Linked DNA regions of Homo sapiens: region 2 is linked to region 1. A link is a loop called in an ENCODE intact Hi-C map of the cell type or tissue named here. Cell type or tissue: heart right ventricle. All regions are shown on one strand. Each heading gives the region's core, and the rest is flanking DNA. Links, peaks and the distances in the headings are about the cores only. Region 1 overlaps ADAMTSL3 (ADAMTS like 3). Region 2 overlaps ADAMTSL3 (ADAMTS like 3).

Region 1 (15,829 bases), core at 6,245-11,244:
TATCCCTCTCCCTCTCCCTCAACTGTACCCTAGTCACATGAATCTTATTTCCATTCTGAGGCCACATTAACCTTATTCCAATTTTATGGTCTTTGCTTCTTTCTCATTTTTCTGCACAAATGGTTTCACCTCATCCTTTAGGTCTGGGCTCAAATATAACCTCTTAGAAGGCCCATCCCGACTGTCTTCACTAAAGTGGCTTCCTCCTATCACTGTGTATCTCATAGCCCTTACCACTGAGAAATATCTTAAATACTTATTTGTTTACTGGTTTCTTGTGCATCTTTCCTACTGGAATGTCAAGACCATAAACACCACCCTGTCCAACACTAGGACAGGGTATGTGAAATATTAGCCATGCAAGCAGTATTTGTTAAATTAATAAAGGAGTCTCTTTGAAATGCTAAGCTAAGGATCCTTTGAAGGGCTGGGACATTCCACAATGTGTGTGTGTGTGATTGTATATTTGGGCATGTGTTTGTGTGTGTCTGTGTAGGAGGTGGCAGAACAATGCAAGTAGTCCCAATAAACCAAGAGTTTGACTATTCCAAAGGCTTCACCTTCACCAATAGCTTCAGCCTCACACATATCCTTTTTGTTTTTCATTAATTTATTTTAGGCAGTTCTTTTGATCTTCATGTTCCATGCCACATGCAACACACCATGGTTTCTCTGACTGGAATTTCCTCTTTCCTCTTCCCAGAACAAACATCATGACCTACATGAAAACTCAGTTGACTTCTCTAGAGAGAGGTAGGGCCCCTTCCTCAGTGCTACCATTGTACTTTGGTCATCTTTTTATTATGGAACTTGTCCCAGTGCTTTACAGTATCTGTTTACGTGACTGCCTCCCTCTTCAGACTGTGAGCTTCTCAAGGAGGAGGTCATCTGCAACCCCAGACCTGGGAGGAGTAAGCACTGGGCAATATTTGTTGAATGTCCAATAAATGGATATTTGGGTATACAATAATGTTAGTATTATGTTTAAAAGAGGAGAAGAAATGTGTCATACAAATACTATAAGAGAATGATGTCATAAGTAACGTGATGGATTGCTGATTGGCAGCTCAACACTGTTTTCCCCTTCTGTGCTCTCTCTTGCACCTCAGGAGGTGAAAGCCTAGAAACTACATTTCTTAAAATCTCTACCGGTAGAGTTATATTCTGCATGATACATTATGCAAATGAGAGGCACTTCTCAAGATTTAAAAGGTGAAAATGACGTGGCCATTATTGTTCCTATATAACGAGTACAACATGAGGTTTAAAAGGAGTTTCTTTGTGGCCGGGCACAGTGGCTCACGCCTGTAATCTCAGCACTTTGGGAGGCCAAGGTGGGCGGATCACGAGGTCAGGAGATCGAGATCATCCTGGCTAACACGGTGAAACCTCGTCTCCACTAAAAATACAAAAAATTAGCCGGGCGTGGTGGCGGGTGGCTGTAGTCCCAGCTACTTGGGAGGCTGAGGCAGGAGAATGGCATGAACCTGGGAGGCGGAGCTTGCAGTGAGCTGAGATCACGCCACTGCACTCCAGCCTGGGAGGCAGAGCGAGATTCTGTCTCAAATAAATAAATAAACAAAATAAACAAAATAAAATAACAAAATAATTAAAAAAAGAGTTTGTGTCCTTCTGCGATTTACCCATTTTTGAGCTACAAGGAGCTGAGATGACCAGTAATGGTTTCCTGCGTTTCTAGCATTTCTGATTTTCTTAACTCTGCCTTGATCCCTTGGCCTTCTGCAGAGTTTTATAAGCTTGTAATACTTAGATTAGGTTCTCCTGATTAAGCACTGATGCATAACAAAGTTGGTGTGTATGGAAAACTATGTCTTGAAAAAAGAACAATTAAAAAATCAATTCCAATACTCATAGCAGACTATTAATATCTATTAATATTTACCAAATTGGCAATAGTTTTGAAACTGGAAATCAATATCTATATTATCACAAATAATAGTGCACATTTGAGATATGAGCTCTGTAGGCTTCCTCAGGAGTGGATTTTTCTAAAAAGTGTTTCAATATGGAAAGAATAAGTTGAACCACTAAAGACTGAGGGTCAAGAAAAAGGCTGGCCAAATGCCTAGAAATAATTTTACATATTGCAAAGTGAAAAATACAGATGGTCTTTTAGCTAAATCCTTTTCCTTACACATGCCTCACACATAGCAAATCTGAAAAGGTCAAAATCCCAGACCTTGAGGCGGGGGTTCTCCTGTTGGGTCATTGCTGTTGGTTCTAGTGTTGGTTGCCTGGAGAATGTACTTTTTATGTCCTTGCAGAAATACGATTCTACTCTCTGGCCATCTTCGTTCTGAGGAAAAAAAAAAGTAGCACTTTTACCAGTTAGACATTATCTAATTATTGGTCCAGCTTGGGTGTTCTTAAAGACAGCTATTAGAAAATGAGTCCTCTATAATAATACTGTGCTCCTGGATACTCAAGCTCATGACCACAGGTCTGGGAGGTGTGTATAAGTATGGACGTGTGGGGTGTTATAGAGTTTAGAGTTACTCACTGTGCTAGCATGTGGCATCTCTGCATGTTTCCAGGGTTTCTAGCCTAAATTGCAAGATGAAAAAAATGTATTCAGCAGAATTCCAAAAGGGACTGGAGGAAGCAGATTGGTTGGATAGAGCTCTGCCTCTTAAGAGGAATGCTGGGAGCAAGAGAACGGGCAATGTTCCCTAGGTTTGCATGGTGAGGAGTACGGGCTTTTAGGAAGGTTGTGAAGCTTGCACATAAGAGCAGAGGATGGTGGAGGAATGCCATGATTTGACCTCTCCATCAAGTTACCAAAGTCATGAGCTGCTTGGCTTGAGGGGATTCCTGAGAGAAGAGGTATGCCAGGTAGGAGTGAGACAAGCATGCAGATTCATGAGTGGAAATGGGCAGAAGAAAGAAACAAGGCTGGGGTTTCTCAGGGAGCATGGATAAATCATTCAAGAACCAGACAGGGTTAGCCTAGCCAATCTGTTGCAACTCTTCCATTCGAAGATTTTGGAAGATCACACAGAGGCTTTTTGGAAAGAGCCACGTGGTGGCACACCACTGCCTTTGTCAGTACTAAGAGTCCATGAGGGGTAGCAGGGAGAGCACCAAAAGAGCAGACTACATATTTGGGCACTAGTTCAAACTCTTTATGAGCCCAAGGCTCCTCATAAATACAATGAGATTAAAAAATACCACCCACAACACTGTGCTATCATAAGTATCACAAGAATTAACGCTCATCAAAATGCTTTGTGCATGACAGCTATTCCAACTCCCTGCATTGGCACCCCCTATCTCTTTATATCTCTGGGCTCCTCTAACTGCCCCAAGGAAAGCTATGGAGAAATCTCTTTCATGTTTTTTCCTCTTGGTTTAGCAATGGATTCTATACTCTTATACTAATTTTGCCAATGGTTCAATTTCATTCCTTCATGAAACCATTACTTAACACTAACATCTGACCGGGCGCAGTGGTTCATGCCTGTAACCCCAGCACTTTGGGAGGCCAAGGCGGGCAGATCACGAGGTCAAGAGATTGAGACCATCCTGGCCAACATGGTGAAACCCCATCTCTACTAAAAATACAAAAATTAGCTGGGCATGGTGGTGTGCGCCTATTGTCCCAGCTACTCAGAAGGCTGAGGCAGGAGAATCACTTGAACCCAGGAGGCAGAGGTTGCAGTGAGCCGAGATTGTGCCACTGCACTCCAGCCTGGTGACGGAGCAAGACTCCGTTTAAAAAAAAAAAATCACACACACACACACACAAACACTAACATCTGTGTTAGGTGCTGGGAATACGGGGTGGTAAAATAGGGTGTTAGAATTTAGTGCTCGTTTTTAAGCAGGCAGTGGCAGCAATGGTTAAAACCATCTGATGTCCATCTCGTTCACTCAACTCCAAAATCAACAAAACTGGGGCCTACTTTGTGCATATTACAGGAGGCACTTAAGGAGCAATAAGAATTTGACACTTACCCAGCAAGTGGAGTACAGATGTTGCCACTGCCTTTCCAAGAGCATTGGTGGCTATGCAGACGTAGGTTCCTTCATTTTCAAGGGAAACATTCTGCAACAACAGGGATCCATTGAAAAGCAAGGAAACATTGCCACTCAGAGATCCTCCTCTCTTCAACCAAGTTATATTAGGCTGAGGGACACCTTTGGAACAAAAACAAATATGACAAAGGCAATTCCTTTAAGAACAGGGCCACAGAACCACTTGACAAATACCATTCACTGTTTTGACCGTAAGTCAGCATATGGGTTTAATCATATATAATAGGAAAAATGGCTATTTCTATTTCTATAGCTACTCTATGGCAGATGGAGGATCCTCTTAAAGCAAAGGGCTTTGGTCTACAGGGCATGTGACTGGTTTACACATATAAGTTATGGAATGGAAACCAAGGAGTAGGATTGCTCTGTATTGGGAAGGGAGAGAATTTTGAAGGTGGGTAGGGTAGTGGGAGTGTGGTTGGAAAGAAGGAGTCGGTGAAGCTGGGGGAATGTGGAGGTAGAGACACAGTGAGAAACTCCCAGGGGGTAGGTTGTCACAAGGAAGTCTTTGGAAAACATAAATATTTCCTAGAGGTCTTTAAGTTGTTTGCTGTGCATAAGCAATGAAACATTCCTCCCTCAGGAAGAATATACAACATCCAGGGAAACAGAGTTCATTAATTCTTTGTAAAGGAGGATAACTTCAGGGAGCAAAAGTAAGTGCTGAGTTTCAATTCCGGGTCAATGCAGTGAGATGCAGGGACTGTAAGCAACATTGCAGGAGCCTGGACACAGAGGGGAACATGAGGAATTGAAAGAATTTCTTTCCCCAAGTCTTCAGAAGGCTTAGCATTTTGCTGGGCTTTGGAATTTAAGATTCAGAGGAATAGAGAAATTTCATTTGGTTCTTCTTCTTCTTCTTTGCTTTTTCTTTTTGAGATGGAGGCTCCCTCTGTCACCTAGCCTGGAGTGCAGTGGCACAATCTTGGCTCACTGCAACCTCCTGGGCTCAAGTGACCCTCCCTTCCTCAGCCTCCAAGTAGCTGGGACTACAGGTGCAAGCCATCACACCCAGCTAATTTTTGTAATTTTTGTAAAGACAGGGTTTCATCATGTTCCTCAGGGTCGTCTTGAACTCCTGGGCTCAAGCGATCCCCCGCCTCAGCCTCCCACTGCACCTGACCTCATCTGGCTCTTAAGAGCTGGAATAGCTTCAGATGATGCCAAGATTGCTCTAGACAACTGTTTTGGGGGATGTTTTCTCCTCTTACAGTGCTCTGGTTAGTGAGAATGGAGAAGCCATGGTATGGTTTTCTGACTTAAAAAATAGATGCGACCGCTATTATCATGACATGTGCAACACACCTTACAGTAGGCAAAATGCGTGCTCCATGAACATGGTGACACTTGAATTCTCATAGTTATTCCTATTTCCTGGGAGGCAGTCATTGTTAGCTGTATCTCACAATTGAGGAACCTGGTAAGCCTTTTGACTTCAGGTCCAGTTCTGTCCATTACATCAAGCTGATTATTCAAGTCTCTTAAGGAAGTCATTGTGTGGCTTTGGAGGAAACTGTTATCTAGAAATGCTTAAATTTACTTGTAGAAACCTAAGACTGATATTGGCACTGAAGTATTGCCTGAAAACTCAAGGTGAAAAAAAGACTAAATTTCTATTCAAAGAGGAGGTGGAAATGCATAGGGGGAGCACTATCTTGGCTGGGTTGGGGTGAGGCTTTGTTTTCATTCTCAATAGTTATTAGTTCTGTAGCCTTGGGCAAAGCCCTTTAGATTTCAACTGTGTCGTCTGTGAAAGGAATCTGAAAGAAGAGTAGGAACTTCATTATGTTCAGATATACTATTTGAAGTTTTCAAAATTGGAGTCTGAGATGGTTGCCCTTGGGACTTTTTGTCCTTAATCCTGTGGCTTTGTATGATCCAAGTATGGTAGGCAGAATTCTAAAGACATTGCCCCAAGATTCTCATCCTTTCATTACTCAATCAAATGTCAATCTAGGCACTGGTGTGAAGGAATTTGCAGATGTAATTAAGGTTACTAATCAGTTGGCCTTAAAATGGGGAGATATCTGGTTGGGCCCATTGTAATTCTATAAGTCCCTAAAATCAGAAGAGAAGGACAGAAGCTGTCAGGGACATATGGAGAAAGAGAAAGTAGGAGAGATGAGGCAGAAGAGGAGTTCAGAGAGATTCAAAGTGTCAGAGCAACCTAACCCACCATTGCTAGTTTTAAAGATAAAAGGGACCTGAGCTGGGGAGTGCAGGTGGCCTCTAAAAGCTGAGAGTGGCCTTCAGCTGACAGCTATCAAGAAAATGGGAACTTCAGTTCTAAAATGATAAGGGATTCAGCCAATAACCTGAAGAAGCTTGGAAGCAGATTTATTCCCAGAGCCTCCAAAAAGGAATGCAGCCATGCCACCACCTTGATCTTGGCCTTAGATACTCTAAGTGTAACAGTCAGTTCAGCAATTCTGTGCAACATAGGTGACATAATATATGGGTATTGTTTTAAGCTTCTAAGTTTGTGTTAATTTGTTACAGCAGCAATAGAAAACCAATACACCGAGAGATTTGTTTTAAATATTGTTATAAAAACTAGGCTAGCCCTAAATAGCTGAAGGAATGCTAATCACATGTGCATATATCTTTTTTAGCATTTTCTTCTACACATATACACATACAGAAAGTTTAAGCTTTCTGAAAGGTCACAGCTATTAAACATTGGAGCTGAGATTTATACCAATACAATTTGATTCAGAACCTTTCTTAACCACAACATAGGTAGATGTTATACATCTCTTAATATATTTATTCCAATGCATGTTATAGTTCTTTGTTGTTGCAGTAAACAAGATTTTAAAAAATGTATTTCATAGTTGTTTATTGCCAACACTTAGGAAAGCTATAAGCATCTGCATATTTATCTTGTTTCTAGTCATCTTACTGAACTTTATTATTTTGAATAGTTTTTCTAATTGATTTTCTTGTTTTTTAAGGTAAATAATTATATCATTTGCACATAATGACAATTTTCTCTTCCTTTCCAATATGTATACTTCTGATTTCTTTTTCTTGTCTTATTGTATTAGTGTCTCCAGAACAATGCTGAATAATAACCACTATAGCAGGTACGTTAGACTGAATATTTGTGTCCCTCCCCACCACATCTTGATCTTGGACCTCCTTCAACATGAAAAGCTTAATCTTGGACTTCCCATCCTCCAGAACTGTAAGAAACAAATTTTCTGTTGTTTATAAGCTACTCAGTCTATAGCATTTTTCTTATAGCAGCCCCAGTGGTCTAAGACAGCAGGCATATTTGTCTTGTTTCCAACTTTAATGGGAATATTACTAATGTTTCTTTCTTAAGCATGATGCTTTTTTTGGTATATAAATTTCCTTCTATTTCTAGCCTACAAGAAAATTTCTCAGTCTTTGAGTTTAACATTTAATTTGCTTATTTTAAAGTAAATCATTTAAAGCTGTTAATTTTATTCTGAGTACAGCTTTGGCTACATATCTTATGTTTTGAAATGCAATACAACTATTGCCATTATTTCATTCACTTGAAAAATGTTTATGGAGTGCCTACTCTATGTAAGACTCTGTGGCAATGCTAAGGATATAATGGTAAACTAAGTTCCTCACGGACCTTAATCTAGAGTGGGCCCATGCATCAAAACAGCCAGCTGCAATTCAAAGAGATAAGAGCGTGCAATAAAGGTAAAATACTGGATGCCACTGGAGCACAGAAGCTGTACCTCATGTAGACTGGAGAGAAAGGGAAGATACCTGCAAGGAGGAACATAGAGTGCAGATGTAGGAAAGCATGGGAACAGGAGCAGGAGCCAGACTTTTCATGGTATAGTGCCTTGTTTTTTGATTGAATGTATTACCTGGATCACCTATCCCCAACTTTTAAAAAGTTAATAATGGAGCTCAGAAACAACTTTGATTTAACTTCTTGTTAAATTTTCTCTTGGGGTCCCTTTTAGCTCTAAGATATGTGTGAGATCAATTCATTCATTCATCCATCTATTCTTTCATATATTATTTAATTCACTCTCATTATTCACTCTCTATGACCAGAATTCTTTTATAGCATTATTACTGCATTAATCTCAGTTCTCCACAGCAGATCATGAGTATAGGCCTGGCAAAGATTAGATGTGTGAATGTTTGCTGAATGCATAAATGAATAAACTAGGGAATGCATTTACTAGAAGAAAACCATATTCTATCCCAAAGATACATCAGCGTGACTTTTTTGGTTATTCATACCAATGCTCTCTTCCAAGCAGCAAAGATAATAAAGCACTGACTGTATAGTAAAATCCTCATAAACTCAGACACTATTATTTTGGAATCTATGGTAATTTAGAGAAGGGCTATACTAGCTAGGAAGAGAAAAAAATCTCCTTACATATTTGAGGGCAAAAGTGCAAATCATTTCAGAAATTCCTTCAAATACTTCACTGGCCTCCACAACATATACACAATTGTTATGTGAGTATAAATCGACATTTATAAATTAAAGTGGTTGCCTTTAAGACCCTAAGCAATTCTCGCTTAAATGACTGAACATTTCTAAAAGCAATTCATAGACTTGAAAGCATTTTACAATTCAGGGATGTTTATTAATTCAGACTTGCCTCTTACAATCAGTCCAAATTAGTGAGGTTTTCTCAAGACATAAAGCCTCTTACAGTGAAAGACCCTAAACAATCTCAGATACATTGGCTTATTCATTATTCCTCCACGGTAAGAAGCTGGTAAGCGGTGCTGTCAATTCTACATTGAAACAAGGTTTACCAGAGGCCTTCAGCCAGGCTAAACAAGCTGTGTGGAGATCTCCAGGGAGAGCATTTCCGGCAGAGGGAACAGCAAGTACCTTGGCCCTGAAACGGGGTCCTCAACCCGGGGACCATGAGACTCACGTGGGTCCACAGATAGGATTCAGGAGTCGGTGACCTTTTCACCAACTCTAGTTGAAATGTAGCACTTCTATCAATTATGAATGTAAGCACAGACCAAGGTAGTAGTATCTTTAACTCTCTCACCAATGGAAGTCACAGATATTTTCGTATCACATTACAAGTGTGACCAGCTCTCTCAAAATATTTTTTATGCCAACACTACTTCAAAAATATGGTAACTATTGGACCCAATGCTAGATTTTGAATTTGATGCATTAGTAATGAAGTACATATATTATTCGATCACACATTTGGTTTATTAATATTTTGATACCTATATTTTTATTATAATTGGTTTTCTTTAAATGCAGTATATTTTATTTTATACCTTTGAAAATATTATTTCAGAAGTAGTACCATAGGCTTCATCAGACTGGTCCAGGACACATTCCTCCAATTTTGGAGGAAAGTAAAAGAGCATGTGGCTGCAGGGATGTGAGCCAGGAAAAGAGCAGTAGGTGACAAGGTCAGAGAAGTGGCAGGTGGGGCTCAGGTCATAGCCTGATAGGTCATCGTAAGGCTTTGGTTTCTATTCCAAAGATTTTGAAGAATGGCATGAGCTGACTTGTGTTTCTAAAGGACTGCTTTGACAGCTATGTTGATTGCAGGGGGCAAGGGCAGAGGCAGGGAGACCAGTGAGGAACCTGTCAAGATAATCCAGCCTAGAGATGACGGTGACTTGGACCAGTGTAGTGGCAATGAACGTGGTAAGAGACGGTCAGATTCTGGGCCTATTCTGAAGGTAGAGCAGACAAAATTTGATGGGGGTGGGGTAGTGTGAGAGAGGAAAGCGAGTAAAAACCGACTCCAGGATTTGTGGCTCAAGCAAATTAAATAACTGCCTTGTCATTCACTGAGATGAGGGACACTATGAGAGAAGTAAGTTTGGGAGCAGAACTCAGGAGAGCAGTTTTGGACATGTTAAGTTTGAAATAACTATTACATATCCACGGAGAGATGCTGAGCAGGCATGTGGACATGTTAATCTAGAGCTTAGGGGAAAGGTCTGTGCTGAAAATATAAATTTAACAGTTTCCAGCATACAGATGTCATATTTGAGTCCTTCTGCAGGTATGGGACCAATAGGGAGAGAGTATATATAGAGAAGAGAAAACGTCTGAGGACTGAGGCCTCGGGTAGTTCAACTTAGAGATCAGGGACAAGAGGTGGGACAAAGGAGGCTACACAGGAACAGATACTATGGTAGGTAGAAAACAAAGTGGTTTCCTCAAAGCAGAGAAGGAGGGCGTAGCAACTGTCCAATGCTAGTGTAGTCAAACGAGCAAGTAAGGTAAGGCCTAAGAACTCACCACGGGGCCTGGTGTGGTGGCTCACACCTGTAATCTCAGCATTGTGGGAGGCCGAGGTGGGCAGATCACCTGCGGTCAGGAGTTCGAGGCCAGCCTGGGCAACATGGTGAAACCCTGTCTCTACTAAAAATACAAAAAACATTTAGCCTGTAATCCCAGCTTCTCGGGAGGCTGAGGCAGGAGAATTGCTTGAACCCAGGAGGTAGAGGTTGCAGTGAGCCAAGATCACACCACTGCACTCCAGCCTGGGCAACAGAGTGAGAATCTGTCTCAAAAAACAAACAAACAAACCTGACAACTGAAGTTAGCAATTCACACTTACATGGTAAGCTGTTGGTGACCTTGACAATAGCTATGAAGGTAATGGTATGGAGAATGTTTGGTTGGAGTGGATTCAAGAGAGAATGAAGAGAAATGAAATTGAAGACAGCAAGTATAAACTACTCTTGAGGCACTTTGCTATAAATGGAAATCAAGAACTAAGGCAATAGCTGGAGAGGGAAGTGGAGTCCAGGGCAGGGAATTTAGGGATGGCTTTGCTCACCTGGAATACTTATCTCATCTCCCTATTTCCACCCTTGCCTTCCTTTTACTCTCTGATTTTTTACAGTCTATTTTCAACACAATAGCCATAGTATTTCTTCTAAAAGGTAGCTCAGATCATGACACTCCTTTGCTTAGAATCCTCTAATGGCTTCCATCTCACTTAGAACAAAAAATAAACTGCTTATGATGTTTTATGATCTGCTAACATACATGGTCTTCCCTCAACCCTTGCCCACCAACCACCTCAAAACACAGAAAAAAAACAGAGCCAGAGAGAGATGGATTTTTATTTTTTTAGTGATGGGGTCTCACTGGGCTGGAGTGCAGTGGCTATGCACAGGCATGATCATAGCATACGGAAGCTTCAAACTTCTGGGCTCCAGGGATCCTCCCATCTCAGCCTCCTGAATAGCTGGAACTATAGGTATGCATCATTGTGCCTGGCTAAGGGGTGGATTCTTGACTAAATCATTTAAGTTCCTGAATCCAGATGTATCTAAAATTATGTCCAGAGTGTCTACACTCCAGAACTTTTCGGTTTTATTAGCCAATAGTTCCTCCATTTTTTCTTAAGCCAGTTCGAGGTGGTTCTCTGTTCCACGTGACCATGGGAGTCTAGACTAAAAACTAAGGTATGAAAACAACCAAGATGGCCAAACAGCCATGCCAGCGCAAGCTTCTCAGAACAAACTGACAAAGTTACATTCCAAAAGAAAATGTCAGAAATAGGAAGTTTGAAATGAAGAGCACAGGACCACACCAGAGTACAGGACCAAGTCCTTCCTTCACACTACACACTGTCCCAGGGGCCATTTCATCTACTTTGGGAAATATAGTGATAATTCCTATGCTGAAAACTCCCACATCTACCTATCCAGTCTTAATCTCTCCCTTGAATTCAAGACTCCTGGACATCTCCCATTGGCACAACATGTCCCACAGGCACCTCAAACTCCGTAAGTCCCATAGTGAACTCCAACTCCCTCTCCTACCCCACAGGTCTGTTCAGCACCTAGAAGCATCGTTACACGTGTAAACATTTTCAAAGAACTGAACAGGCCAGAGGAAATTCAGACAGATTTCTTCGCACCACTGCTCTTTATGGTGTTTCAAAATAACACATTTGCTCTGTTGCAACAGCTATAAAACGTCAGAAATAGTTTAAACTTATTTATCTAACCTTAAAGACAGGCTATTTCCCCCAAGACTTGCAGCTCTGATATATTCAACATTCTGTTTCCACAATGCTGAAATTGTTTTGGAAGACAAATGTTGTGGAAAAAAGTTCAGAGCCGGAGGGGCTGTGAAACATGTGTTGCAAAAAGTTTGCACCTCGGGGGTGTCTTTAAACTAGTCAGTGTTTAAAAACAAATTTCCTTCATCCTTGAAAGGCCCATGAAATATTCCACACTATAAATCCCTGGCCTGTTCAGACTGCCCTGAAATGCTGGATCTTTAAATAAATATATATTATACCTATATTTTTTTCTCATGTTTGTTTCTTCCAGCTACTCAAAACTCACTCAGAATTCTGCATTACTTTTTCATATACGACAAATGAAGATTTAAGCTACCATCAGTTATCTCTGGGGAATCATGAAGAAATGATGTTGCCAATTTATAAAAGGCAAATCAAACACAGGATAGACAAAGGGAGTCATCACTAATAAATGAAAGAAAGAAATAAGAGTTCAAGGGTTCAGTGTCAGAGAAAGTATCTCAAAGCTACTAGAATAATGAATGCACTCTTCTTAACTGCAGGGCCAATCTGTGCAGCAGAGTAAATTTTGTAAGGAACGTTCCTCTTCTGAGTTAACTGCATACCCTTTTGTTCTTTTTGAAAAATACGTTATGTATGCTTTTTGGATACAATGGACTATCCATCATTGATGCCATATCCAGAACTGTCTCCAAATAGAGGGCTCTGGCTTTTACTATTTACAGAATTCTCTTGAATAGCTGTTTAAGTACTTTCTTTTCTCTAGTAAACTCATGTTTAGATTGACATAATCTGTTCCCCAATCAATTTGATTTCTGAGGATTTAGAAATCATCTGGGTCATAGTATCTATTCCCAACTCCATCATTAAAAGTCCTTCCCTAAAGGTTTTGAACTGTGTTTCTTCTGACATGGAGAAGAGTGTCAACAAGTCCTCTTCCTGGTGTGGTCATTCTCATCTCTCACGTACCCTGGGCTTCTGCTTTGCGCGAGCCTGGGCAGTTCTTTAACGCCACCAGACATATCTCATGAGCACCACACAGTTCACTGCTGGATATTGTCCTCCAGAGTCTTATTTATAGGCTAGAAAGTGCCAGTGAAAATTATTATATCAAAACCAAAAACCTTCAGTAGTTCCTTGAAGAAGAAAGTCAAGAGTTGGTGCAAATCAAGCATAGCGATACATGCTGGAGCTATGCAAGTGGTGTAAACTACTGATTCCAGTAAAGGGGATAGGAGGAACTCCTAAACAGCAGCTCAAAGGGAGAACCATGGACATTCCTGAGGCCCTTCCTGATAATCAGCAATTCTGGTAATCTATCAAGATAACATTGGGATATAGATGAACAAATAGCTATTAGCCAGTTAAAAATATTAGTTATTTGGAGATCATGCACCAAAATCTCCAAGTGGATTCCACTGCTATCACCAGCAAAACCCCAGAGGACTATGTGTGGGCTGCTGGTGTCTTGGGGTGACATCTCAAGGCCGTGTTGATTCCCCAGGACTCCATTTCCTCTTTCCTTAAACCACTAACTCTTGCCTTTGGTTCTTCTGAGCTGCACCTCTCACTCTATTTCTGGGGGGTCTTTTCTCCTCAGGAATGGTAGGGAGTAAGAGTCAGTTTTCTTAGCTCTATAGCCTTTCCTGTTCTTGGAGGAGAAAAGCACAAAAGCCTTTTCAATTTAGGGGAGTCACTGCTAAGAACAGCTATCCTCCAGCCCGGGAACTGCACTGTTCTCCAAACACACCACACTGGCTGTAAAGCTGTTCTATGTGCTGTTCTCGCCATTGCAGATCATTTGCTATTCCCTTTCACCACCTGGAACATTTCTCCTCATTCTTAAAGACGCATCTCAAAATCACTTCCTTGATCCTCTTGGACATTGACAGCTGATTTCTCCTGTGTGAACCTTTGAACACTGAGGCATCAATTGTTGGCATGCCTGATTCTACCTTCAGAATGAGCCCAGAGCATGGAGCTGGGTTCTACCATTTAGCCCCCGCTTTTAGTTCACTCCCAGTTACCCACTCCTGGTTCACTCCTAATTTGAGTTTACTCCTGTTTACTCACTCCTGGTTAATTCTAGTTTACTCCTGATTACTCACTCCTGGTTCACTCCTGGTTTACTCCTGGTTTACTCCTGGTTCTAGTTGACCTCTGGTTACCCACTAATTCCTGAGGAAGAGTCTCTCATTTTGAGAGGATATTTGAGATAATTTCCAGGGACCTCTTTGGCCCCATTTACTGGCTAAATCAGTGGTTCTTAACCTTGGCTGCACATTAGAATCTTCTGGCGAAGCTTTAAAAATCCTTGGTTCTCAGGACATACTGCCGATGAATTAAATCAGAATCTCTCAGGGCAGGGCTGGGGAGATGTTGTGGTGTCCAGGCCTGAACTGACATTAACCAAAATAATAAAATGACCTGACTGTAGTATGTGTCAGTCATCAAAATGAATAACTGGGTATTGAATTAATAACTAGGGGAAATAAATGAATGAAAAGAAAAAAAACAGGGTTATATAAGTTGGGATGTTACTAGAGAGGCCAAAATTCTACACAGGTCCTATGGGGCTCTTCCCATAAAGGAGTGTTTTTCTTCCATTAACAAGGTCCTGCATGGTTTTCTCAGACTGTACTCAGAAGCTTGCATGCTTTCTTATTTCCGGGGGTTGAATTCCAACAAAATTCCCTTTCCCTCAGTCCCCACCCTGTGTGGGTGCTGTGGGCCTCTCGGTCTTGCTGTGAAGGCATAGTTAGGTCATAGCAGCCGGAATGAACTAGTGGGTCATTCAGGGGCTTCTGACGGTTCCCTGTGTTTTATAATGGATGCTGTTCCATGCTGCACACTTGTCCTGTGCTCTCTGCTGCTGCCTGGGGGTCTCAGCACACAGAACCAAAAGCAGAGAGTCTTGGAGGGCAGAGAGCAAGCAAAGGCATTTCTTACAGTATAAGTAGATTTGAGTGGTATAGGGCATTCAAAACCCTTCACTTTTACTGCCTGGTATGAAAAGCTTCCCAATTGCTATCAAATCTCATACAGGTTTGGGAAACTCCGGACTAGCCACTCTGGCTCCTGCTCTGACACCAATACGAGGAGCCAAGGGAACACAGGCCAGCCAGGAGGCACCACTCAGAGACTCATGGAATTAAAGCAACTCATTTCTTTAGAAGCCTGGACTTCAGAAGATCACTGAGGAAAGAGCTTCTGTCCAAGAGCAGAGGAGGATACGAGGCTCCTGCCCTGTGGATTGTACAGGTGTTTAGTGCACCATCTCACAGGCTCAACAGGACTGATCCAGGGCCATTTTATTAATGTTAAAACTTAGGGGAGCTAAATGAGTCTTAATATCAGAAATATGGTAACCAAGAAAAAGTGGGAGGCCAGGCACCGTGGCTCCCACCTGTAATCTCAGTACTTTGGGAGGCTGAGGTAGGAGGGTTGCTTGAGCCTAGGAGTTCTAAACCAGCCTTGGCAGCACAGCGAGACCTCTGTCTCTACAAGAAAAAAAAAAATTAGTCAGATGTGGTGGTGCATGGCTGTAGTCTCAAGGGGCTAAGGCAGGAGGATCGCCTTAGCACAGGAGTTTGAGGCTGCAGTGAGCTATGATCATGCCACTGCATGGCACTGCAGTGGCACTCCAGCTTGGGCAAGAATGAAGCACTGTCTCTAAGCCAAAAAAAAAAAAAAAAAAAGAAAAGAAAAGAAAAGAAAGAAAAAAGAGAGATTATGGAGGTGAAATCTATTTGAAATCTTAAATA
Region 2 (15,829 bases), core at 6,476-11,475, 76 kb after region 1:
ATGATTCCACATGGGAGGACACAAGGAAGAGAGGAACCAAAGTGATTCTGAGTTTATCCTGGGATACTATGATCCTGGTAGTTCCAAAAGAAGGGGCTGGTTTGGGAGAATGATGATGATAACACTTTGAATAATATTGAGTAAAAACTGGAAATGAATCATTGTGTGCAGGCCTGGACTACGGAACTTGCACAAACCCGAGAGTGAGTGAGCACCTCCTTAAATGTGGCCCCCTAGGACCCATACTCATCTCACAGTAGTTCCAGCCTGATCTTGTGGAAATATTTAGAAGCTGAAACAAAGGAGGGGCAGAAAAGAAGGGACTATAAAGTTGAGCCTGGCCCTTACCTTCGACCAGTCTCCCACAGCTAAATGTGGAGGACAGTCTGTCCTGGCACAGGACTTGTGAGACGATGCCTTGGGTCCTTGGCACAATTCATCTGAGAGATTCAAAAAGCTGCCATCCGTTAGCAGCTGCCGACAGGTGACTCTTCTGTTCTGAGTTCCCCCGCCACAAGTCCTGGAACACTAAGAAGACAAGAGGGGGTGAGGCGGCAGGCTTGGCCCACTCTATGTTAGTGCAGTGCAGGGCCTCTCACAGTCATAATCACAGAGGGCCCTGGAGTGGCCAGTCTGCCCTACCTGCTGCCATTCTTCAATGTGCCAGCCAGGAGGGCAGTCAAACTGATTGCATGCTTGTAAAGCATGGGGCTTTTCATCTCGGCACTCCTCAGGAGGGGCAGGGGTCTCCCCTGGGTGCAGGCAGTACACATCTCGGGTCTGAATTCCAACTCCACAGGTAGCTGAGCAGGGCCCCCAAGAGCCCACATGCCACCTAAAACAGAAAACAAGTGGGGAAAGTTGAACAGTCCAATAAACCAACGTGCAACCATCAGAGCATGAACAACGTGAAGCTCTCCTCTGGGCTTCCAGACTTCACACCCTGTATACAGATTCTACAGTCACAGCATCTCCATCAATATACGCAATTAAAACACAGAAATATAGTATTTAAAGGCAAGAAATGTCAGGAAAGTGTTTAAAGATCTTTCCCATTTGGGAAAGTCCAGAGTAAAAAGCAGCAGATCTGTTCCCATCCTGTCCTACCACTATATATCAAAAATAAAATCCTGGTTCTGTTTTGAATGGAGCCCCAAGGCAATGATGATTTATATAGGTGTCAAAAGAAATTTTAAATGTTTAAAAGCACACTTCAGGAAATCTTCAGGGCACCTGGCTTCATTATTTGGAATATCCCTAAGAAAATTCTTTAATGTTAGGATTGGATTTACAACATATATATAATGTGATTCCTTTCCAATAAGATCTTGGAAAAATCAGGTTTTCTCATAAAACATCTGTAAAAATGAAAAACCAGGGCAGCTGCTTTCGACACATATTTCCAAGTTGCCTTCAAGGAAGATTCTCCCAATTTACACTCCCACCAGAAGCATTTGAGAGCACCTAGTTGCCCACACCCCTAACCACATTGGAGAATATCATTGAGAAAAGTCTCTGCCCATCTGATGGCTGAAAAATTACACATTATGGTTATTTTAATTTGTGGATATTTAATTAGCAAACATGAATTCTTCACTAGTTACTGTAGAGATACATCATGAGGAAACCATTTTTAAATGTTTAAAATGTTCATAAAAGGATGCTGGCTCCAGGGTAGTGTGTAATAACAGCACACACACAAAAATTAAATTGAATTACATTTTACAAAATGGAAGGAAATCATATAAATGTTTAACAATATAGCAGAAAATAACTGTCCATTCATACAGCACAATGCTAGCAGCCATTAAAATAATAAAGTAGATGTATAGTTATTAACATAGAAATACAGTCATGATATATTTTTAATAGAAAAGAAAAGGTCATAAAATAATTTGTAGAGTATAATCCTATTTTATGCATTTATAAATGCATGCAGAAAAAAATCTGAATAATTATTCATTAAAATGTTGCCAGTGATGATATCTAACTATAGGATTTTTATTTTCTTTATTCTTGCTGATTTTTTCTCTGATTTTTATTAAAATAAGCACTCATATTGGAAAAAATATTATTTCTCTGAAAAAATTAATTAGTATTTAATCTAAAAATGATTCTCAGTTTTTCTCTTTTCTAATTTTCTATTATAAACACCTCCTACTTGTATAAATAAAAATAAAATGAAAAGTAGTATTTAATGCAGATATAATAGGACAAAAGAATAAAAGTTTTATTTATGAAGGAAAAATTTCACAATGAAGATATAATCATACAAGTATGGAGATTAAATATAAAACATAAACTTGTAAAAAGCATGAGCTATGAAGTATAGGAAAAATGGACAAAAAAAATTAAAAAATTTAAAATATTTAAAATACTTTGCTAAACCCTTGGCATATTAACAAGGCAGACATTAATAAGAATATAGGAGATTTAATAATATATTTGAAAATATGGGTAAAATAGATAACTTTCTAAGGAATTACAAAAGTTCCATTCAAGAAAGGGACTGGACCTCACTAGTTTTGTGGTCAAGTCCTACAAATTTTCAAGAAACAGGTGAATTCCCATATTATCTTAAATGTTCCAAAATAAGAAGATGAAAATATTTTATTTTATGCATATTATAAAGCTAGAAAAAATCTGAACACAAAAGCTGACAAATATATATAAAGCAAACTTTTGCATGTGGTTATATATCCTGAATCCTAAATGAAAGTATAAATTCTAAATAAAAAAGAAGCAAATTAATCAACAGATTAAAACAATACAGGGTCTGTGATGTGGTCTGAAGGTTTGTGTCACCAACAAATTCAAATGTTGAAGCCCTAAACCCCAGCATGATGGTATTTAGAGATGGGACCTTTGAGAGGTAATTAGGGTTAGATGGGGACATGAGAGTGGAGCCCTCATGATGGGATTAGTGCCTTTGTAAAAAGAGACACCAGGGAGCTTGCTCTCTCTCCACCATGTGAGGACACAGCAAGACATCTGCTGTCTGCAAGTCAGGAAGAGAGCCCTCACCAAAAACTGAACCCTTTAGTCTTGGACTTTCCAGCCTCCAGACTGTGAGAAAATACAGTTCTGTCTTCGAAGCCACCCTTACGGTATTTTGTTATGGCAGTGTGAGGTGACTAATTCAGTATATTTTCTGACCACAGTGGAACTAAATTAGATAAAGCCCAAATACTTAGAAAGTACGCTGTAATCTTCTAAATTGCGCATGGGCCAAAGAAGAAATCACAAGGGAAAGTAAATAGTATTTTTAAATGCACACTAATAGAAATATCAAATGTCAAAGTTTGTGGAATTTAGCTAAAGCCATGATTAGAAGAAAATCAATAGCCTTAAATGATATATTAAAAAAGTTTGACAATAATAATCTAAGTAACCATTTCAAGAGGTTAAAAAAAGAATAGCAATTACATCCCAAAAAAAGTAGAAGAAAGGAAGCAATAAACATGAGAATAAAATGAATGAATTAGAAAATGAAACAAAAAGTTGGTCCTGGCGGGGTGCGGTGGCTCATGCCTGTAATCCCATCACTTTGGGAGGCTGAGGTGGGCAGGTCACCTGAGGTCAGGAGTTCAAGACCAGCCTGGCCAACATGGTGAAACCCCATCGCCACTGAAAACACAAAAATTTGCTGGGTGTGGTGGTGCACGCCTGTAATCCCAGCTACTTGGTAGGCTGAGGCATGAGAACTGGTTGAACCCAGGAGGCGGAGCTTTCAGTGAGCTGAGATCAGGCCACTGCACTCCAGCCTGGGTGACAGAGCAAGACTCTGTCTAAAAAAAAAAAAAAAGTTGGTCCTTCAAAAGACCAACAAGATTAATAAATTATTGATAAAATATGGAGAAAAAAGAGAGAAGGCACACATTATAAAATCAGGAATTCAAGAAGGGACATTGTGGCATAAAAAAAGTACAATAAGTAATGAAAAACATTATGTCAATAAATTTGAAAGTTTACATGAACTGAAAAAATTCCTACAAAAACCAACTTATCAAAACTAACACACAAGTGAAGAGAAATCGGAATAGTCTTATATCTATTAAGTTAAATTTGTTATTTAAAGTATCTAAAATAAACTCCATGTCAGATGGCTTCCTTGGTGAAATTCTACTAAACATTTAAGGCATAAACAATTCCAACCTTATATAAACTCTCAAAAAAAAAAGAAGAAGAACTTCCCAACTCATTTAAGCCTATGTCACTCATAAACAGATTTAAAAATCCTAAATAAAATATTAGCAATCAAGTGATAAAGTGAAAAATAATGTTACATGGTGACCAATCTGGGTTTATTCTAGGAAGGCAAAATTGGTTCAACCTTGGAAAATCAATCAGTGTCTACGACATAGCAAACTATAGGAAAAAATTCATATGATCATTTCAATAGAGACAGAAAAACATTTGTAAATGTTAACAGATATTCATGATAAAAAACATTTTTAATTTGAATTAGCGCATCCAAAAAAGCAAGGGCTTGGGGGCGGGAAGGTGAGAGAGGGCTGGAGAATAGAGCAAAATATCTAATTGAGCACCCCTTTGTTACAAAAAATAGCAATACCAGTTAAAGAAAGACATAAGGGTAAGACATTCCCCCATACAAATGAAACATCTCAGTTGACCAGAAATCAATGTAAACACACAGTGCTAAAGCACTAAGAAAGTTATGAAACAGAATATGTAAAAAACAAAATATATATTTGAATGTACTGAGAGAATAAACTCTGATAGAGATTTTGAGAATAAGTTAATGATGGGATCATTGAAATTAGGCAAACAAAAAAAAAGTAAGGAGATTGCCAACTCCAGAGAAAAAACTTGCACCCAAAAGAAAATGTAACCATAACAAAAAATTAAATGTCTTCGCTGTGAAATGCTTTTTTTAAAATGACAGCTTTATTGAGATGCAGTTTACATAACATAAAATCTGCCCTTTTAAAGGGTAGCAATGCTCCTCCTATAAAATAGCTCTAGCCTAGTTCTAGGCGTTTTTAGATACTAAACACCTGACCATGGTGGAACACCTGACCATGACCCATCAGATGACCATGTGACAAGCTGCTTATCATAAAGGGGACATTATCTATCTGCAAAGTCATATAGTTAGATGTGACCAGCAGTGGCCCACCACCGAGTGGAAGTGGTATATGGGACCAGGCATTGGTGGTGAGTGCATCACCTATTTAACAACTCTAGACTTAACCAAAATCATTTCCATCTTAACAAATAGTATAAGGGCCTAAAGCACTTTAATTAATCAATCTCTCTGAGTTTTACAAGGTTTTGTTGGACAATATTTCTTTTTTCAAATTGATAAATCAGAAACTATTATTGATTTCCATAGTCAATAAACTTTTTTAGATTAAATATCTTTACAATGTGACAGTAATGGCCACAAGTGTCCAGAAATACCTAACCAGACATGACTTTGGTATGACTTTGTGTTTTCTTTCAATTTAATCTCCCTTAGCTCCTGAAAAATTTATAAACTTAGTTATCCAGCCTATTATTTTTGTGGACCACTTAGCATCTTTCTAGTAAGTTTATTATTAGCTCAAGTTAAGCACAATTAGTTTATACTGCTTATACCTAGGAACCCTGATTAATATAAGGTGATACAAGTTTTAGATTATTTTTGAATTCTAGAAATTTTACATTCAATTAACATGCAAAAAGACAAAATCAATACATAAATTAGTATTTCTGTTCATTTAGCACTGATCCTTGACTTTTAACATACGTAATGATAATTTTTAAACATTTTATTTTAGGTACATGTGCAGATTTGTTATATAGGTAAATTGCATGTCATGGGCATTTGGTGTACAGATTATTTCATCACCCATATAAATAAGCATAGTACCTGGTAGGTACTTTTTCAATCCTCTCCCTTCTCCAACCTTCCACCCTCAAGTAGACCCTGATGTCTGTTGTTCCCTTCTTTGTGTTGATGTATTCTCAATATTTAGCTTCTACTTATAAATGAGGACACGTGGTATTTGGTTTTCTGTTCCTGCATTAGTTCACTTAAGGTAATGATCTCTAGTTCCATTCATGTTGCTGCAAAGGACACGATCTCATTCTTTTTCTATGGCTGCATAATATTCCATGGTGTATATGTACATTTTTTTAAATCCAGTCTACTGTTGATGCGTATTTACATTGATTTCATGTCTTTGCTATTGTGAATAGTGCTGCGGTGAACATACGTGTGCATGTGTCTTTATGGTAGAATGATTTATAATTCTTGGGATATATACCCAATAATGAAATTGCTGGGTCAAACGGTAATTTTTTTAAGTTCTTTGAGAAATTGCCACACTGCTTTCCACAATAGCTGAATTAATTTACATTCCCACCAGCAGCGTATAAATGTTCTCTTTTCTCTGCAACCTCACCAGCATCTGTAATTTTTTGACTTTTTAATAATAGCCATCTGACTGGTGAGAGATGGTATCTCGCTATGGTTTTGATTTGCATTTCTCTAGTGATTAGTGATGTTGAGCATGTTTTCATATGCTTGTTGGCCACATGGAGGTCTTCTTTTGGAAAGTGTCTGTTCACATCATTTGCCCACTTTTTAAAGGGATTTTTGGTTTTTTGCTGAATTTGTTTAAGTTTCTTACAGATTCTAGATATTGAGCTTTCACTGGATGCATAGTTTGCTAATATTTTCTCTGATTCTGTAGGTTGGCTATTTACTCTGTTGATAGTTTCTTTTGCTGTGCAGAAGCTCTTTAGTTTAATTACGTCTCATTTGTCAATTTTTGTTTTTGTCACAATTGCTTTTGGCATCTTTGTCATGAAATCTTTGCCAGGTCCTATGTATAGAATGTTATTTCCTAGGTTATCTTCCAGGGTTTTTATAGCATAACTATAAATGTTTATAACAAAAGTCTACAGTTGTTCAGTATGTCTATCCTTTTATTGATCAAGATGAAAGGATTTCTCAGCTATCTTGAACTACTTTCATCTGTTACTATTGTTAAGAATTCTGTTTTTCCTGACTTTTCCATTCTTCTCATTCTAATTATTTCCTGTGTTTTTGTGAGCATTTATTTTGCTTGTTATAGTTTTTATTCTGTTTTCCCCTCTGTTATATTTTATTTTTAGGTTTACCCTTAGAATTTTAAAGGCCCTATTTAACAACTCTAGACTTAACCAAAATCATTTCCATCTTAACAAATGGTATAAGGGCCTAAAGCACTTTAATTAATCAATCTCTCTGAGTTTTACAAGGTTTTGTTGGACAATATTTCTTTTTTCAAATTGATAAATCAGAAACTATTATTGATTTCCATAGTCAATAAACTTTTTTAGATTAAATATCTTTACAATATACTTCGGTCATCATTCATTCTTATATCTCAGACCTTCCTTCTGGGATCATTTTCCTTCTTAATGAATACATTCTTTAAAATTGTCTTTAGTGAAAATTTGCTGATAGTGCAATTTCCTGGTTTTGTTCACCTAGAATACTTAACATAATATTAGTAAATATTTATTGATTACCTATGATGTGCCAAGCTCTTTTTAAAGTATATGTATTAACTCATTTAATTGTCATATAACCTTACTATAAGACTACTTTGTTGACACCTGCTGCATAAGGAGATACTATTACAATCTGAAAATATCCCTATTTCATCTCTAAAATGTTGTTTTAATAAGTATACAATTCTAGGCTGACAGTGAATTTTTTTTCTGAGCCATTTGAAGATAATGCTTCATTATTTCTCATGAGGAAAAATGGCAGTTTTTGTTATTGTTCCTTTCCTGGATCTTTTCTATATCTCTGACTTTGAGATTTTCTTTGTCTTTAGAGTTCTAAAGTTTAACAACAATGTATCTGAGTGTGTATTTTTTTTCCCGTTTGGGATTTGCTGTGACTCCCAATTCTTAGGTTTCATATTTTTTCATTAATTCTGAAATATTCCCTCTTATTATCTCTTTGATAAGTCTCTTTCTTCTTTTTAGAATCATGAAGTCCTTTTTATCATTTTTCACAGTATAAGGCACTTATTTTTTCTTTTAATATCATTATTTTTTAAAGGCAAAGGAATCACAAGTGAATGCACTAGTCATGATCCATCAGAATGACAGACGCTTATCTACAAGAACATTTCCTAACTTTTTTCTGAATCTGTCACCACTGGGTATTACCGCTATTTTTTTACTTAAAAAGTGGGAGAATTTAATATGATTCTCTCTTCTTTTTCAAAATTGAATTTGTAGAAATGTAAGGGGTACAAGTGCAATTTCATTACATGGATATATTGCAAAGTGATAAAGTCTGGACTTTCCCTGCAACCAACACCAGAATAATGTACATTGTACCTATTAGGTAATTTCTCATTCTTTACCCTCTTCCCACCTGTCTGAGTCTCCAAATTCTATTCCACACTCTATGTTCATGGGTTCACATTATTTAGCTCCCACCTGTAAGTGAGAACATGTGAAATTTGACTTTCGACTTCTGAGTTATTTCACTTAAGATAATGGCCTCCAGTTGCATCCATGTTGCTGCAAAAGACAAGATTTCATTCTTTTTTATGGCTGAATAGTATTCCATTGTGTACATATACCATATTTTCTTTATCCAATCATTTGTTGATGTGATTCTCTTTTCTTAGCATATTTTTGGGGGTATTTTTGGATGAATTATTTTACTTATTAAGTTCTGGAGAAAGGAGTTTAATTTTCATTACTGCATTCAATTATCTCCACCTGGTCTCTCCCTTGACACATGGGGATTATGGGGATTACAATTTAAGATGATATTTCGGTGGGGACACAAAGCCTAACCATATCATTTCATCCCCTCTCGCAAATCTCATGTGCATTTCACATTTCAAAACCAATCATGCCTTCCCACAGTCCCCAAAGCTTTAATTCATTCCAGCATTGGCCTAAAAGTCCAAGTCCAAAGTCTCATCTGAGACAAGGCAAGTCCCCTCTGCCTATAAGCCTGTAAAATGAAAATCAAGTTAGTTACTTCCTAGATATAATGGGGGTACAGGCATTGTGTAAATACATCCATTCCAAATGGGAGAAATTGGCCCAAATGAAGGGGCTACAGGGCCCATGCAAGTCGAAAATTTAGCTGGGCAGTAAAATCTGAAAGCTCTGAAATGATATCCTTTTAACTTCGTGTGTCGCATACAGGTCACACTGATGCAAGAGATGGGCTCCCATGGTCTTGGAAAGCTCCGCCCTTGTGGCTTTGCAGGGTACAGCCCCCCCTCCCAGCTGCTTTCATGGGCTGACGTTGTCTGCAGCTTTTTCAGGAACACAGTGCAAGCTGTCAGTGGATCTACCATTCTGGTGTCTGGAGGATAGTGGCCCTCTTCTCACAGCTCCACTAGGCAGTGTCCCAGTGGGGACTCTGTGTAGGGATTCTGACCCCACATTTCCCTTCTGTATTGCCCCAGCAGAGGTTCTCCATGAAGGCTCCACCCTTACAGCAAACTTCTGCCTGGACATCCTCTGAAATCTAGGCAAAGGCTCCCAAACCTCGATTTTTGCTTCTGTGCACCTGCAGGCCCAACACCACGTGGAAGCCACCAAGGCTTGGGGCTTGCACCCTCTGAAGCAATGGACTGAGCTGTATGTTGGCTCATTTTAGCCATGCCTGGGATGCAGGGCACCAAGTCCTGAGACTGCACAAAGCAGCAAAGGCCCTGGGACTAGAGCATGAAACCATCCTTTCCTCCTAGGCCTCTGGGCCTGTGATGGGAGGGGCTGCCATGAAAACCACTGACGTGCCCTGGAGACATTTCCCCCATTGTCTTGGCAATTAACATTTGGCTCCTTGTTACTTATACAAATTTTTGCAGCAGGCTTGAATTTCTCCTCAGAAAATGGGTTTTTCTTTTCTATTGCATTGTCAGGCTGCAAATTTTCTAAACTTTTATGCTTTGCTTCCCTTTTAAACATAAGTTCCAATTCCAAATCATCTCTTTGTGAATGCATAAAACTAAATGCTTTTTAAGGCACCCAAGTTACCTCTTGAATGCTTTGCTTCTTAGAAATTTCTTCTGCAAGATATCCTATATCACCCCCTCTGGTTTAAAGTTCCACAGACCTGTAGAGCAGGGGAAAAATGCCACCTCTTGTTTTCTTTTTGAAACTCCATTTTTATATATGATAAACCTTCTCAATATTTCCTCTGTATCTACCTTTTGTGGATATTTTACATATTTTATGTATTCTCCATGCTTTATTCTGGGTAATTTTTTCAGCTCTCTCTTCCATTTTACCTGTTTACTCCAGCACATAACTTTTGAATTTCAATCACTGTATTTTTAACTTCTAGATATTCTATTAGTGGAACCATATAAACTGCCAATATTTGACCATTTTTGACCAAATAGAAAGTTTCAGATGGTTCAATGTGATAATTGGTTCTTCTAAACAATCTTCCAAGTATTTTTGATAGTTTATTGTTCATAGCGTAGATTTTTAATTTCCTGTTTTATATATGTAAACATTTTAAATAAATACGTTTATATTCTGTACCTGATAATTCCAATTTACGATGCTCTGTGTATCTGATTCTGTTTTTTCCCCCACTGACTCTCACACATTGTTTCTTCATGTGTTTTTAAAAAATTTTGATTATGAGCTAATGCTCATTATGTCTTTGTGGGAATTTTAAGGTCTGGGTAGAAGATACATTCCTCCTTGCAGGATTTACATCACCTCTATCAAGACCAGTATGAATTAATTTTTTGGATCACATAGAGTGAATATAAACCCTACTCCTACATAAAGGGCTACTTGTAGCTCTTAGATTCTCAGGGGAGCCTTTCTGATTCCTTCCATTCAGAGGCAGACCTGAGACAGATAGTTCTCCTTGCAATCTCTCTTTACAGGATGGATTTCATTTTTTGAATTTGCCTTTCCATTGAGGTAGACCCTGGCTTTGTATGGGGAATCTCCATTCTATTCCTTACTTTCTGAAGGTCTAAGGACTTGTCTATCAGGCAAAAGATCTTAAAGCCAAAAAGTGTAGGTTACTGAGACTGACAACTGTCCCCACTAAGGCAATGCTTCAGCTTGTTTTTGTCTTCTGAGGATTTCTCTTACTTTCTTACAAGCTTAGTTCTGCATTTCAAGATATGTTTTACATATTTTACCCAGTATTTTAGAGGTATTTAGCAAAAAGCCTTTAAGGATATCAAGTCCATCATGTGGTTAGAAACTGATGTATACAGTCACATACTTGAAATAATAGTTCAGCAAGTTTAGCTCTATGGTGATCATGATATTCCCTCAGTATTCTGAAGATATTATTCCTTTGTCTTCCAGAAACTCCAGTTGTTGATAAGTTGTTTGTAGTTAATCTGTTTTTCATGAGTGGTAGCTTTTAAGATTTTCTTATCGTCCCTGATTTTCTGTAGTTTCACTATTTCATATCTATGTAGGGATTTATTTTCATTTGTTTCTCTTGATACTAGGAGTGGATATTTTTTCCTAAGTTTTAGTAAACAGTTTACTTCATATCTTCATTCTCTGACGTTACTTCCATATTTCTTAATTTTCTTCCCTTTCCCCAAATCATCAACTATTTTTCTTTTATCTTAGAAACTGAACTGTCATTTGCTACAATTGCTTTGGGACCTCAAGCTCCAAATAACCACAAGTGCAGCTCCATTCACCACCTCATGTTTCCATTCCTTTCCTAGCCCAGGTAGTTGTTTTCTTACTTGTGTCTTTGATAGGCCCCCTTTTATACTGCATCTACCATTGATCTGTATTTGGAACAGAATATGATGTTACAACACCATCTTAATTGGAAGTCTATCAATTACTTAGACTATAATTGATAATATCTAAATTCCAGAAGTTTTGAATGTGAGTGAAGTCACCGAAAGTAGATACATGGGTCATATTTGGATGACAATTGGACTACATAGCTAAATAATCAGAAGGTTTCTGTTTCATGATTAAAACAATTCAGCTTAAATTTGTAAGTTTATTGATGTGACTTCAGGATGATCATCTTTTGAGCAAGTGTATAGCTAGATAAATCAATTATAGTCACAAGGAACTGGAGATGGAGCTGTTTTTATTTAAGAAATGGGCAACAATTTCTTATTCACAGACAATGAACTCAATAAAGAATTGTTTTTTATATCAAGAAATAGGTAACAAGCTGGTACAGAAACACATCACTATTGCCTCTTGCTTTCCTCCTTTCTTCCCTAGCAGTGTTGAATCCTGTTAGAGAAGAAGGCTCTCCTCAGACTAGCAGGACCATTATGTAACCCAGCATGCTTCTACAAGCTGCTGGCTCTCTCCTGGAAAAAGCAAACTCCATAAATAGCAGGCACTCAGCAGTTATAGGATAGATCAGGGGGAGTAACCCCATAAAAGCAAATAAACATCCAACACCCCACCTTGGAGAGCCCAGGCTAATACATCAAATACATTTGCCTTTGGGTAAATAAAGATCCACTGGCTGTTCAACCCAATCTCAGTGGTAAGTTTCACCCTGGGGTAATATTTTACTGCTATTGCCCTTGGAGTCAGTAAATATTTGTATGGAAAATATTATGCAACACACTGTTCCTGTTATTCCTACACCACTAGTTTCTAGAACCTAAAACATTTTTGTAAACTTACCTTTATTTTGGCATCAAATCTTTGTCTCTGCTGGTTTTTTTCCAATATAACTCTCAACCTTTGAAAAGTTTATTAAATTTGCAACTTTGAAATGAGGAATAGTATTTCCTTTCACATAAAAACAGACTCTTAATTTTGCAAAGTGGCCAAGACATGTTGTCTGCTCTATTATTCCTAGCTTGGAAGCTCTGTGGGCAAGAGATTGCTGAGGAAGAGAATGTGTAAGAACTCTTGCTGAGGCACAGTGATGAGAGAAAGGGGATACAGTACACAGGCTGATGCATGAATAAACCAGTAAGCTTTCTTCAGTAAATTTAAGAAACAATTTCTAGATTTGTTGCTAAATCTTGTTCTGGTTTGGTGGGCAATGGAAGAGCACTGACTAAACTCAACCCTGCCTTGACCTCCTGGGCAGGTCAAACCAAGGCTGTCATCCTTAGAACTAAAACCCCAAGCACGTCACACTACTCAGGTATGGACATAAGGATTGTTACAAAAGGACTAGACATAATTTGAAGACATGAGTGAAAAATGCAACCTGAAAGCACTACTCAAAAATGAAAGACTGGAGCTTAGGGGACCTCGGTGATCATAAAGTCCAACACCTTTCTTCATTATTCATATTAAGAAACAGGGTCCAGAGAGCTAAGGAACTCACCTGAAATTCCTTGAGAGACGTGGAACTGAGGCTTTATCCCATGTCCCTGATCCATTTCCAATTTTCTTTTGACTTTTGAGAGTTCCTTGCTATCAAGTGTCTCAGGTAAGGATCCTATCTCACATTCTGTTGAACTTCATTTTACCAGTGAGAAGTGAGCCAATGATTACTTTTATGGGAGAGAATTAACTAATGTCATAGTAGCGAAGGTCTCTAAGAGGCAGAGGGCATAGTGTGTGCAAAGGTCCAAATGGCATGAATGAGCAGGAGTGTGGGTCATGGTGCATAATTTACTGTGGCTGCTGAGCAAGTTCCTTAGGGTGAGTCTGAGTGTGTGTGTGTGTGTGTGTCTGTCTCTGTCTCTCTGTCTCTCTCTGTCTCTCTGTGTGTGTGTGTGTCTGTCTCTGTCTCTCTGTCTCTCTCTGTCTCTCTCTGTGTGTGTGTGTGTGTGTGGTAGAGGTGACAGGAGATGTGGTTTAAGAGTTGGATCCAGGGTCACAAAGGCATTTATATGCTGTTATAGGTTGAATTGCCTTCCCACAAAAGATGTGGAAGTTATAACCCCCAGTACTTGTGACTGTGACCTTATTCGGAAATAAGTTCTTTGCAGATGATCAAGAGGAGGTCATTAGAGTAGGCCCTACTCCAATATAAGTGATGTCCTTATGAAAAGGAGAAGTGTGGACACAAAGACACAGAGAAGGAAAACAATATGAAATCACAGGGACAATGCCATTCACAAGCCAAAGAATGCCAGAGGTTACCTGCCAGGAGAAAGCCATGGAACCAAGGCTCTCTCACAGCTCTAAGAAAGAATCAACGCCGCGGACACCTTAATTTTGGACTTCTGGTCTCCAGATCTGGGAGATGATAAATTTCTGTTCTTTAAGCCACTCTGTTTCTGGTGCTTTGTTATGGCAGCCCCGGCAAAAGAAACACATGCCAAAGTAGAGAATGTGGGTTTTAATCCATAGATAAAGGAGTGTTGTTGAAGGTTTCATGCAGAGGCACACACAGTCATTTTGCAACTTAGAAAGATAAAGATCTTTCATAGTCGTGTGTGCACATGGATCAGAGCAGGAAACAGGAGAGTCAAGAGTTCATTTAGAAACTTGTGAAACAGTTCAGGTAAAACATATCTGAATTAAGGCAGTGGCAGTTACACATGATTAGGACAAATTCATCAAGTACTGAAAAGTAAATGGTCAAGAATCTCAAGTTCATATTATCAGAGAACAAAAACCATAAAAGGCCACTTTATGTGATTCCACTCAAAAAAGAAACTCAGGTTTCATGATAAAGTGGGGGAAAATGTTTGATTTAGTCTTGAAAATTTAAATTAAAAATTATAAAATCAAGTTATCTTATCTTGAACATAATTGTGGTTGTAATGCCAACTTTATGCACTAATTCTTAGAATGGCAGAGAATGAATTGTAAATTGTTTCATATTTTGGCTTTCTTTTCTGAAAAAATTATATGATGACACATTATGGCTACCTTCACTTCCAGAGCAAGAGTGGAACAGTTATTTTCACAAAAATAAAACTGAGAGTTTCATCAGTGTTCTTAGGGCCTCTCTTTTCATCCTGTGATATGCAAATCATTCTCATTTGAAGTGCCTTTCATGTTGTTATCATTTTCGTTTTCTCTGTTTTAGTTGTTACTTGGCTAGAAACAGGACAGAACTCTGGTGAAGACTAGCTTCATGTCAATCTGCAGTAAGATTTAAATCTAGAAATAAAATATACCCCAACATATTGGGTTGTATTTTCTTCTTTTTACTCTTCTTTGTTAATGGCTAGCAATATATCATAGCTAGCTGGGTGTGGTCACTCATGCCTATAATCCTAGGGGCTTGGAAGGTTGAGATGAGAGGATGTCTTGAGCCCAGGAGGTCAAGGCTGTAGTGAGCCATGACTGCACCACTGCACTCCAGCTTAGATGACAGAGAAAAACCTAATCTCTAAAAACATTTAAAAATTTTTAAAAATTAGTGATGCACATGGCTCATTCCTGTAATCCCAGCAACTTGGGAGGCTGAGGCAGGAGGATCACTTGACCCCAGAAGTTCAAGGCTGCAGTGAACTGTGATCATACCGTTGCACTCCAGCCTGAGCAACAGAGAGAGACCCTATCTCAAAAAAAAGAAAAAAAAAAAATCACACAGCCAAATTGTAGTCACAATTTTAAGTCTGTGTAAATTCGAAACCATTTTTTTTTAGTCATCTTTCTAGAAAGAGAGTACTGGCTAGAGTAGACAAAGGGGATGGCTAGTGGAGGGACTGGAAATCAGGAGACCAGCTCTACTAGTAGCATAATATGTGGGCTCCCACAGCCTCCATTTGGCCATCCAGAAAAGGCAGAATTTGGACTAGATGACATCTCATGAGAAATACTCCATGTTTGGGCTTTATGTTGTAGTATGCAATTTATTTAGTGTATGCTCATGGAGAAGTCATCAATTACCTAAAAATCCTAAATTTCAGTTTTCATATACAGAAAACAAGAGCCTTTATTCATTATATATTTA

The links. A loop is a pair of places that touch in the nucleus more often than their neighbours do. Peaks named below come from ENCODE experiments on the same cell type or tissue, not always from the same donor. Only the 100,000 strongest peaks of a DNase experiment are listed, where the experiment ranks them.
Region 2: it touches region 1 in a loop (3-fold over the local background); 6 of 110 quality-filtered maps call a loop at or near these places.

Annotation. Positions count from the first base shown.
Region 1 is chr15:84,002,871-84,018,699 of GRCh38, reverse strand. ADAMTSL3 (ADAMTS like 3) reads right to left here. Exons shown (of 30, transcript NM_207517.3): 24 at 3,976-4,158; 25 at 2,201-2,317. Among named protein-coding and RNA genes, the nearest start is that of GOLGA6L4, 220 kb to the left of the region's middle. In heart right ventricle, for the core only: no CTCF peak of the experiment used is centred there; a DNase peak (open chromatin) is centred at 8,899.
Region 2 is chr15:83,927,602-83,943,430 of GRCh38, reverse strand. It overlaps ADAMTSL3 (ADAMTS like 3), which reads right to left. Exons shown (of 30, transcript NM_207517.3): 18 at 643-835; 19 at 349-528. Among named protein-coding and RNA genes, the nearest start is that of ADAMTSL3, 280 kb to the right of the region's middle. RefSeq lists enhancers at 14,873-15,072, 15,093-15,262. In heart right ventricle, for the core only: no CTCF peak of the experiment used is centred there; no DNase peak of the experiment used is centred there.